Linked DNA regions of Homo sapiens: region 1 is linked to region 2. Evidence: chromatin contacts called from ENCODE Hi-C data. All regions are on one chromosome and are shown on one strand. The core of a region is the stretch at or near the end of the contact, and the rest is flanking DNA. Distances in the headings are between cores, read along the strand shown. Region 1 holds the start of VPS36 (vacuolar protein sorting 36 homolog). Region 2 holds the start of SPRYD7 (SPRY domain containing 7).

The links. A loop is a pair of places that touch in the nucleus more often than their neighbours do. Pooled maps may share reads with other maps.
Region 1: a map of B cell shows a loop between it and region 2 (12-fold over the local background). The contact joins the promoter of VPS36 here to the promoter of SPRYD7 in region 2. A Hi-C loop is called at or near these places in 3 of 168 maps with a recorded cell type or tissue (B cell, CD4-positive, alpha-beta T cell and naive thymus-derived CD4-positive, alpha-beta T cell) and 15 of 50 pooled maps.

Annotation. Positions count from the first base shown.
Region 1 is chr13:52,448,532-52,452,783 of GRCh38, reverse strand. It overlaps VPS36 (vacuolar protein sorting 36 homolog), which reads left to right and starts at 2,150. Exons shown (of 14, transcript NM_016075.4): 1 at 2,150-2,285. The coding sequence starts at 2,190. RefSeq lists silencers at 1,904-1,963, 2,004-2,463 and an enhancer at 1,984-2,564.
Region 2 is chr13:49,934,707-49,938,585 of GRCh38, reverse strand. It overlaps SPRYD7 (SPRY domain containing 7), which reads left to right and starts at 2,246. Exons shown (of 5, transcript NM_020456.4): 1 at 2,246-2,456. The coding sequence starts at 2,351. RefSeq lists enhancers at 1,266-1,315, 2,186-2,435 and a silencer at 1,896-2,145.

The DNA of each region.
Region 1 (4,252 bases), core at 901-3,400, 2.5 Mb before region 2:
TTCATAAAAATTAAAACCTTTTGTCTATTCATTTATTGCCATATATAAGCCACATGACGTTTCTCCTTGCTCCAGCCTGGATACAGGAAACCCTTATACGGTTGTCTATCCCAGCAGCTATCATATGCCAGGCTTCTATTTGTGTCCTACAGACTGTACATCCCTCAAGGGCAGAAAACATACCTTGCAAATGTCCTCACTGCCTAACATGTTGATAATTGCAAAGCCCAGGCATAACTGCACAGTTCCACATCTGATTAGGATGCTTAGGTCACATTACTTTCAATTAAAAAAGACTAAAAAGTTGGTAAACAATCAAATGCTCAAAAATCAGGCAATGATGGTAAATTGTGATATATATTGATAGCATATTACAGCAAATCAAATGTTTTCAAAGAACTTTTGGTTATTGGGTATATGGTCATGATGGAAATTGAAAGATATGAAATACAGAAGACACTGTTTAGAAATAGACCAAAATACACACAGGATTTTGGAACACGGTAAAAGTAGCAATTCATTTCGGGGGAGAGATGGCTTATACTCATTGGAAAGAGCCTTTCCTTTCTTTTAATGCCTAGCCACAGACCACTGACTCCACGACTGGGGGAAATGTGGAGCCCTGGGGGCAGAGAGCAAGCCTGCCCTCTGTCCCTCTGCCCCTGTGCCCCTCTGCCCACGTGGGCACGCAGCCTTAGTTAAGACCCCAATAAGTGGTAGGCTCTCTAAAATGTGTTCACAACCTTTAAAGCAGTCATTCTATTTTAGGAAGACACTGTAAGAAAATAATCCTAAAGAGAAAAATATGTATCAATTGTAGAAGGACATCTATAAGCTGCTCCATTTATTTATTTATTTATTATTTATTATTATTATTTTTGAAGCAGAGTCTCGTTCTGTCGCTCAGACTGGAGTGCAATGGTGCGATCTCGGCTCACTGCAACCTCTACCTCCAGGGTTCAAGCGATTCTCTTGCCTCAGCTTCCCGAGTAGCTGGGATTACAGGCACCCGCCACCACGCCGGGCTAATTTTTTGTATTTTTAGTAGAGACAGGGTTTCTCTATGTTAGCCAGGCTGGTCTCGAACTCCTGACTTGTGATCCGCCCGCCTTGTCCTCCCAAAGTGCTGGGATTACAAACGTGAGCCACCGCGCCCGGCCAGGTGTTCCATTTATAAAGCAAAATACAAAAATGAAATGGCTAGGGGCACGAGGCCGCCTGGTGGGTGAGAGCAGCGGCCATGGATGGCTTTGCGCAGACCAACAAACAGCTAAATTATAGAGGAACTACATATTGAAATGTAAATTCACGCATGAGGTCTGTATTAATATTGAAAATGCCTAAATAAAAATAATCTTTTTTTTCTGAGCCTGGGGGTGGGGGAGTGGAGTGGCGTGGGGGAGTTGGGGTGGAGGGGGAAAGGGTCTTTCTATGTCGCCCACTGGTGTCAAACTCCTGGGTTCAAGCAATCCTCCCGCCTCAGCTTCGGAAGCAGCTGGGAATACAGGCGCGCGCATCAAGCCCGGTTAAATAAAATCTGTTTCCCCCAGTTAAAAAAAAATTAATTTGTGTGGGTACATAGGTGTATATATTTCTGGGGTATATGGGATATTTTGATACAGGCATACACTGTATAATAATCACATCAGGGTAAATGAGGTATCCGTTACCTCAAGCATTTATCCTTTGTGTTACAATATAATCTTAAAGGGAAAAAAAGAGCAGCACAGGTAGTACTGACTGCAGCTGTACAGAAACAATGCGTGCCATAAATATTCATTTGAAAGAGAGGGGTTATGATTATTTACAATCATTAGCGAATGTAGCAACATTCTGGGCACTGACAAGAAAACTGCCACAAACATGCAGGCATAATGCACAATAAGCAAGTCCAAGCTGTGGTCGGGGCTCCCTCGCGTCCCTGTAAGCTCTGAATTTAGAATGGGGTGGACCGCCTGCTGATCAAGGGTTCTGAAAGGCCGGCGGCTAATGGACCGCCAGGGGGCGCTCCACGCACGTCTCCACGTCCCCGGGCGCACCTCGCAGCCGCGCCCGCTCGCTGCCAGGCCGCTCCCTCCGTCCCTCACCCGCCCCGACTCGCTTCCGTCCCGTCCGACGCTAGGGGGCGCCGCAGGCTGCCTGGCGCGCTGCTCGCGGCCTCGGAGGGCCGGGGCTGGGTGGCAGCGGCCATGGACCGCTTCGTTTGGACCAGCGGCCTCCTGGAGATCAACGAGACCCTGGTGATCCAGCAGCGCGGGGTGCGAATCTACGATGGCGAGGAGAAGGTAGGGCGTCTGCCAACCTTCCCAACGGGCTGGCGGAAGGGACCCCCGGTGGGCGCGCGGCCCGGCTCAGCGCGGCCCGGGTCGGCGCGGCCCGGTCCCCGGCTTAGCTCACGGCCCTCGGCGGCCCGGCAGGCCTCTGTGCGGGGTGCAGCGCTCTTGCGCTCCCCGCCGGTCGGTAGCACGTGGCGTGGGGCGCTCGGCTGCCTCCCCAGCGCGGGTCCCAACTTTGGCACGGTTCCCAGCAGGCGCGGATCGCGGCCGCTTCCCTCCGCCCGGAATGCTTCCGGGAGCGCACAGCTGCAGTGCCCGGGAGAAGGAGCGCTCGCCGTCTGCGGGCGCCGGGCGGCGATCCGGCAGTCGACTTCCTTGGCGTGGTTCCAGACCCCCTGACGACACCAACCTCGGCGTCGGCACCGGACAGCCCCGTTTCGCCTTTCTGTGAGGAGGGCGCGGTGGCCGTACAGTCCGTGCCCCAGCGGAAGCTTTAGCTTGGACCTTATGCAGTCGGAGGGATTAGCATATCTGGGCAGAGGGGTGAGGGATTGCTTCGAAAGGATTTCCTAAAGAGGTATCAGTGCTTCATTGGAATGCCCTTGCCAAAGGCTATTGGGTTTTTGTTTTGTTTTCTAATTGCTTTAGAAAGGCGTTCTGAGCGTGTTTTGTAAAGTGTTATATTAATAGTAGACCGTGCCTTGTAGTGCAAGCATAAATCTTAGAAGGTGCGTTTGCAAATCGAGAGGAGAAATAGGAAGTGTAAGTAAATATTTTGTAGATACTTTACTGAAACTATGAAATATCTTGTCCTGGATTGAAATGGATAAACTGGAATTAGAAAAATTTTAAAACTCATTTACCCACAAGCATTTTTGGTTTCCAGAAGTTTTAATTTGCTACCTCTCTTCCCTTGCCGTTTTATTAACGACACTTTCCGCTGTACTTTGATATAAGTTCCTCAACTCAGCTTTTCCTGGTAAGTGCTTACAGCTATTTAGAGGCACAGGTGACATTGGACCCAGGTCCTCTGACTCTCTTAGGGCATTTTCTATGGGCTGTGTTGCCTGTATTAGTGAGTAAAGGTCTTTTCCTTAAATAATTTGCTTGGACCTAACTTCACTTACTGCCTTAGCACTTCTTAATTTAATTAATTAATTTATTTATTTTGAGACAGAGTCTCGCTCTATCGCCAGGCTGGAGTGCAGTGGCGCGATCTGGGCTCACTGCAACCTCCGCCTCCCAGATTCAAGATCCTGCCTCAGCCTCCTGAGTAACTGGGATTACAGGCGCCTGCAACCATGCCCGGCTAATTTTTGCATATTTAGTAGAGACGGGGTTTCACCACATTGGCCAGGCTGGTCTCTAACTCCTGACCTCAAATGATCCGCCCGCCTGGGCCTCCCAAACAGCTGGGATTACAGGCTCTTGAGCCACTGTGCCCAGCCTGCCTTGGCACTTTAACTATCTTGATCTCAAGATGAGTCTTCCATCCCCGGATTGGAGTGACAAGCTATTTTTTTCTCCTTTCTTACCAATTTACATCTTTGTGACTATTTAAAATGGGAAGGTTAATCCACCTCCCCTTCCTCGGTGTTTTGATTTTGCCTCCCCTTTGAGAGGAACCGAATGTTGACAGTGTTAGATCTGTCCTCAGAGACTCCTCCAGTGCCACTCCCTGAGGGAGCACTAGGAAGTCATGCTTTTGCAGAGCATGGCATGATACTGTTCTATGGAACTCCAATTTGAAGACTAGGAACACCTTTGCTGGCAGGCAGTATAGCTGTGATAGATTTAAAACAGTGTAAAATAACAACCATTAGTAGTTTTATATGAAAGATACATTGTTGAAGCAGCAAGTTTTAATTTTTACTTTAAAATTTTTGCTGCTTGTATTAGCAGACAAGTATATAGATGTCAGAGGTTTAAGAAACAAATCATGGGGAAAACATTGCTTTAGACCCTGTGATCTAGTC
Region 2 (3,879 bases), core at 997-3,496:
AATCCCAGCGGCCATACTTCAACCAGTCATACACTGCTGATTGTTCAAACTGTGTTCAAATAAGGCAAACGCCCCCCTGTAACCAATGCAGCTGTTTCTGTATCTCACTGCTGATTTCTGTACGTCACTTCCCTCTTTTTGTCTAAAAATTTGTTCTGACCACGAGGCATCCCTGGAGTCTCTCTGAATCTGCTGTGATTCTGGGGGCTGCCCAGTCATTCACTGCTCAGTTTAACTCCTTTAAATTTAGTTCAGCTGAAGTTTTTCTTCTAACAGGAATCAGACTGGTAAGCCTTGAATCCTACCTGTTTATCTCCTGCTCACCTGAAGTTGTAAAGTTTAGTACCTCTAGGCCTATTTCTTCACCTATAAAATGGGGACAATACTGACCTTGAAATCTTGAAATAATTCAACTAGATATATATATATGAACGGTAGAAAAATTTTGTCTCTCCAATATTCTGTTAAAATTCTCACCCCCTGCCCCGCCCCCAGCACTTCCCTGGGGTTAAAAAAAAAAAAAAAAAAAAAAATCAAAGCACTTAATTCCCAGCATAACGATGAAGGTTTGTCATAAAAGAAAATTTCTTGTGTGAAATGATTACCAAGAAAGTACTGCATACGCAATGGGGGAAAAGACCAACCCTCAATCAGTTTAATAATCACCTTGGTTATTAAATTCTATGGTAACTTAATTTCAACGTACAAAACTTTCCCTTAGTATTGTAATGAAAACACCATTTATAGAAAGAGAACCAGGAACCTGAAAAATTCCCCTCATTGCATAGATAGAAATCCTCCTTAAAAAACATTTATAACTCGGGTCACTAAAAGTTACGTATGGGAAATCATTATTTAAGTAGTGGGCATTTTATGTCCAGTTTCCCAGGACTTGATGATCCATCCCTAGGGAAGCCTTCAGGATGAAACTGATCTGGGAACAGAGGTTTGAGCTAGGTTAATTCTAGAGGTCGTCCCAGACATTTCCAGATGCCAAGCGGTATCTTTTTTTTTTTTTTTTTTTTTTTGGAGACAGAGTCTCTGTTGCCCAGGCTGGAGGGCAGTGGCGCGATCTAGGCTCACTGTAACCTCCGCCTCCCGGGTTTAAGCGATTCTCGTGCCACAACCTCCTGAGTGGCTGGGATTACAGGCGTGCACCACCGCACCCAGCTAATTTTTGTATTTTTAGTAGAGACGGGGTTTCACCATGTTGGCCATCCTGGTCTTGAACTCCTGACCTCAGGTGATCCGCCCACCTCAGCCTCCCAAAGTGCTGGGATTACAGGCGTGAGCCACTGCACCCGGCCTGAAGATGTAAAATCTACCACGGAAGGATGATCTAAGTGGGGAAGGAGATGACAGGTGACAGCCTCCCGTGTGGAAGCAGAAAGTAGCGGACGGTAGGAGCCGAAGGCTTCCCTCGGGACCCAGCAGACTTCCCGCAGCCTCCTGGGTTCCCGTCACATTCCTCGGAACCCTCAGTGCACCAGACAGGGGGAGCTTGGAAGAGGCAGGTCAAGAATCGCCCCCGACCCCGCCCCAGCGTTCTGCTCCCAGGGCGGCCTCCCACGCGCCCCGGACCACGCAGCCCGATGGGCCAGGTAGGGCGCGTCTCTGCACCGAAAATGCATTAGGGCCCGCGTGAGCCCCGGTGAACATCCACAGTGCAGTCACTAACAGGCATTACTCCTGGGGCCCACGTGAGTCTATTTAGCATGTGAGGGAAACCAGCCACGGCAGGGAGACTGGGGCTCTCCGTGGTGGCAAAGCCTGCTCAACCTGGGCCCGCGGAGGGAAAACTCGGAAGTCATTTCCATTAGCTCCCCTTCCCCCAAACTGATTCGCTTCTGTCAATCCATCCCTAGAAATAATGTCGAGGCCGGGACCAAGGGGTGCTGCGTTTTAAAAATTCTGCATAGGAAAACCCCTGGAAGTACTGAGGGACAGACAGCCCCACTCACCTGTCAGCCCTGGGGGCGTGCGCGAAACCGCCCAAGGAGAAAAAACCAGCTGGTGCGCAGGCGCACGCCGTCCCACATCCGCAGGCCCGCAACGCCACGCCCCCTGCCACGCCTCCGCGCGCCACTAGCCCCACCCGTCTCCCCGGCCCAGCCCGGCCGCTCGCCCTGTCCGGTCTCTCCCCGGCCCCTTGATTCTCCGCGTCTTCCTCGCAGGCCAGCCTAAGCTCAGCCTGCATTGCGCCCTCCCGGCCTAGGGTGTCGCTGTACCGGCCTCCGAGCTCCACATAGACAAGTCCGGACCTCGGGCGGGGGCAGGAGACGGAGCTGAGCGGCGGGGGGCAGTGTCGCCTCGGTCTAGGGACGGCGGCGGAGTCGGTGGTCCCTGCGCGATGGCCACCTCGGTGTTGTGCTGCCTGCGGTGCTGCAGAGACGGGGGGACTGGCCACATCCCTCTGAAGGAGATGCCGGCCGTGCAGCTGGACACGCAGCACATGGGTAAGGGCCCTCCCTTCCCCAGACCCAACGGCTCACGGGGGCCGGGCGCGGCGGGCAGGGGGACCTTCAGGGTCAGAGGGTCCCCACGCTGCCCCGCCGCGCCGGCGACGCTGCGCCGACACCATTTCGTCTCGCAGATCTCTCCAGAAGCCGGCGGACTCCACCTGGGCCCGGTTCTGTGTTCAAGGCTGCGCAGCCCTCTCTGTGTCTGTCATCGCGAATGGGCGTGTGGACCTCCCATTTTCACAGGAATCTCGGAGGCTTCCTCCGGAGATGTCACACGTCCTCGGGCGAGGGGGCGGAGAGTGCCCTTCTGGCGCGCCCCAGTGAAAACCTACACATTTTCAGAATGCTTCTAGGTCCGGTCTTGCTCCTCCTCCTGCCCTGACTGTCGGTCCTGTCTCTTGAGCCCCATCATTTATAGGTTGAATCCTATATTATTGGAAGTAATTTTCCTCTCACCTCCTAAAGTCGAAACAAGGCAGACTGCAGAAGTCTGAAGTCGCACCTCAGGTCAGAACTTGCCATTTCAACTAAAACCTCCCATTGCCCGACTCCTTAGTCATTGTGAGAGGTACTGTAATTTCATCTGACTGGCCTCTTCCCAACAGGTCTAACTGTTGAAAAATAAAATAGCACTTTGCTCCTTTGCATCTTGCTTTATCCTTTTAATTCCAAATCCATATAATTTATCTAACATTCTTCCTCTCCCATCATAGCCTCTTTCACCACCTTATTATTTCTTAGACTTTTCCCAGGTAGTTTCATGCTTCTGGAATGTGGTTCTAGAAGGAGAGATTTCCCAATATAATTATTTCAGTTAGAGTACTGTCTTTTTGTGGATTATTTTATTCTAACTGTACTTCTGCACTTTTGATTTTTTACACGTTTCTGATTGTTTAAAGGACAGTGCATTGAAATAAAAAGGCACTTCTTAATATTTATGATAAAACTCTCTCGCCCAGTTTCCTTATAATTCTGGAAACACTCTGCCCACTGTATTTTTGTATAACACATACTAAATGTGATAACTATATAATCACCTTGTATGTGTGTATTTACTTTTAATTCTCAGATCTCCCAAATGTAGTACAGAACCTTAATACATAAGTAATCTTTAAATTATTTTTTATCCATCATTATTTATAGACGATGGAGTTCAAATTCTATAGTTTTCCTCAGAAAATATTTCCATTTCAGTTACTCATTTACTGAAGTGATATTTATTAAGCAATTATCAGGTGGCAGGCATTGTTATAAGTGCTGAGAATATAGTGAAGGACAACCATACATAATTCCTGGAACTCATGATCAACTGCAGCACTTCTTCCTATCTTTACTGTTAGACTCTTGAATTACTGCAGTCTCCTCTTTGGAGCATTCCTTTTCTCTGTCATCTGTTTCCTCTAGGAAGAGCTGGTCA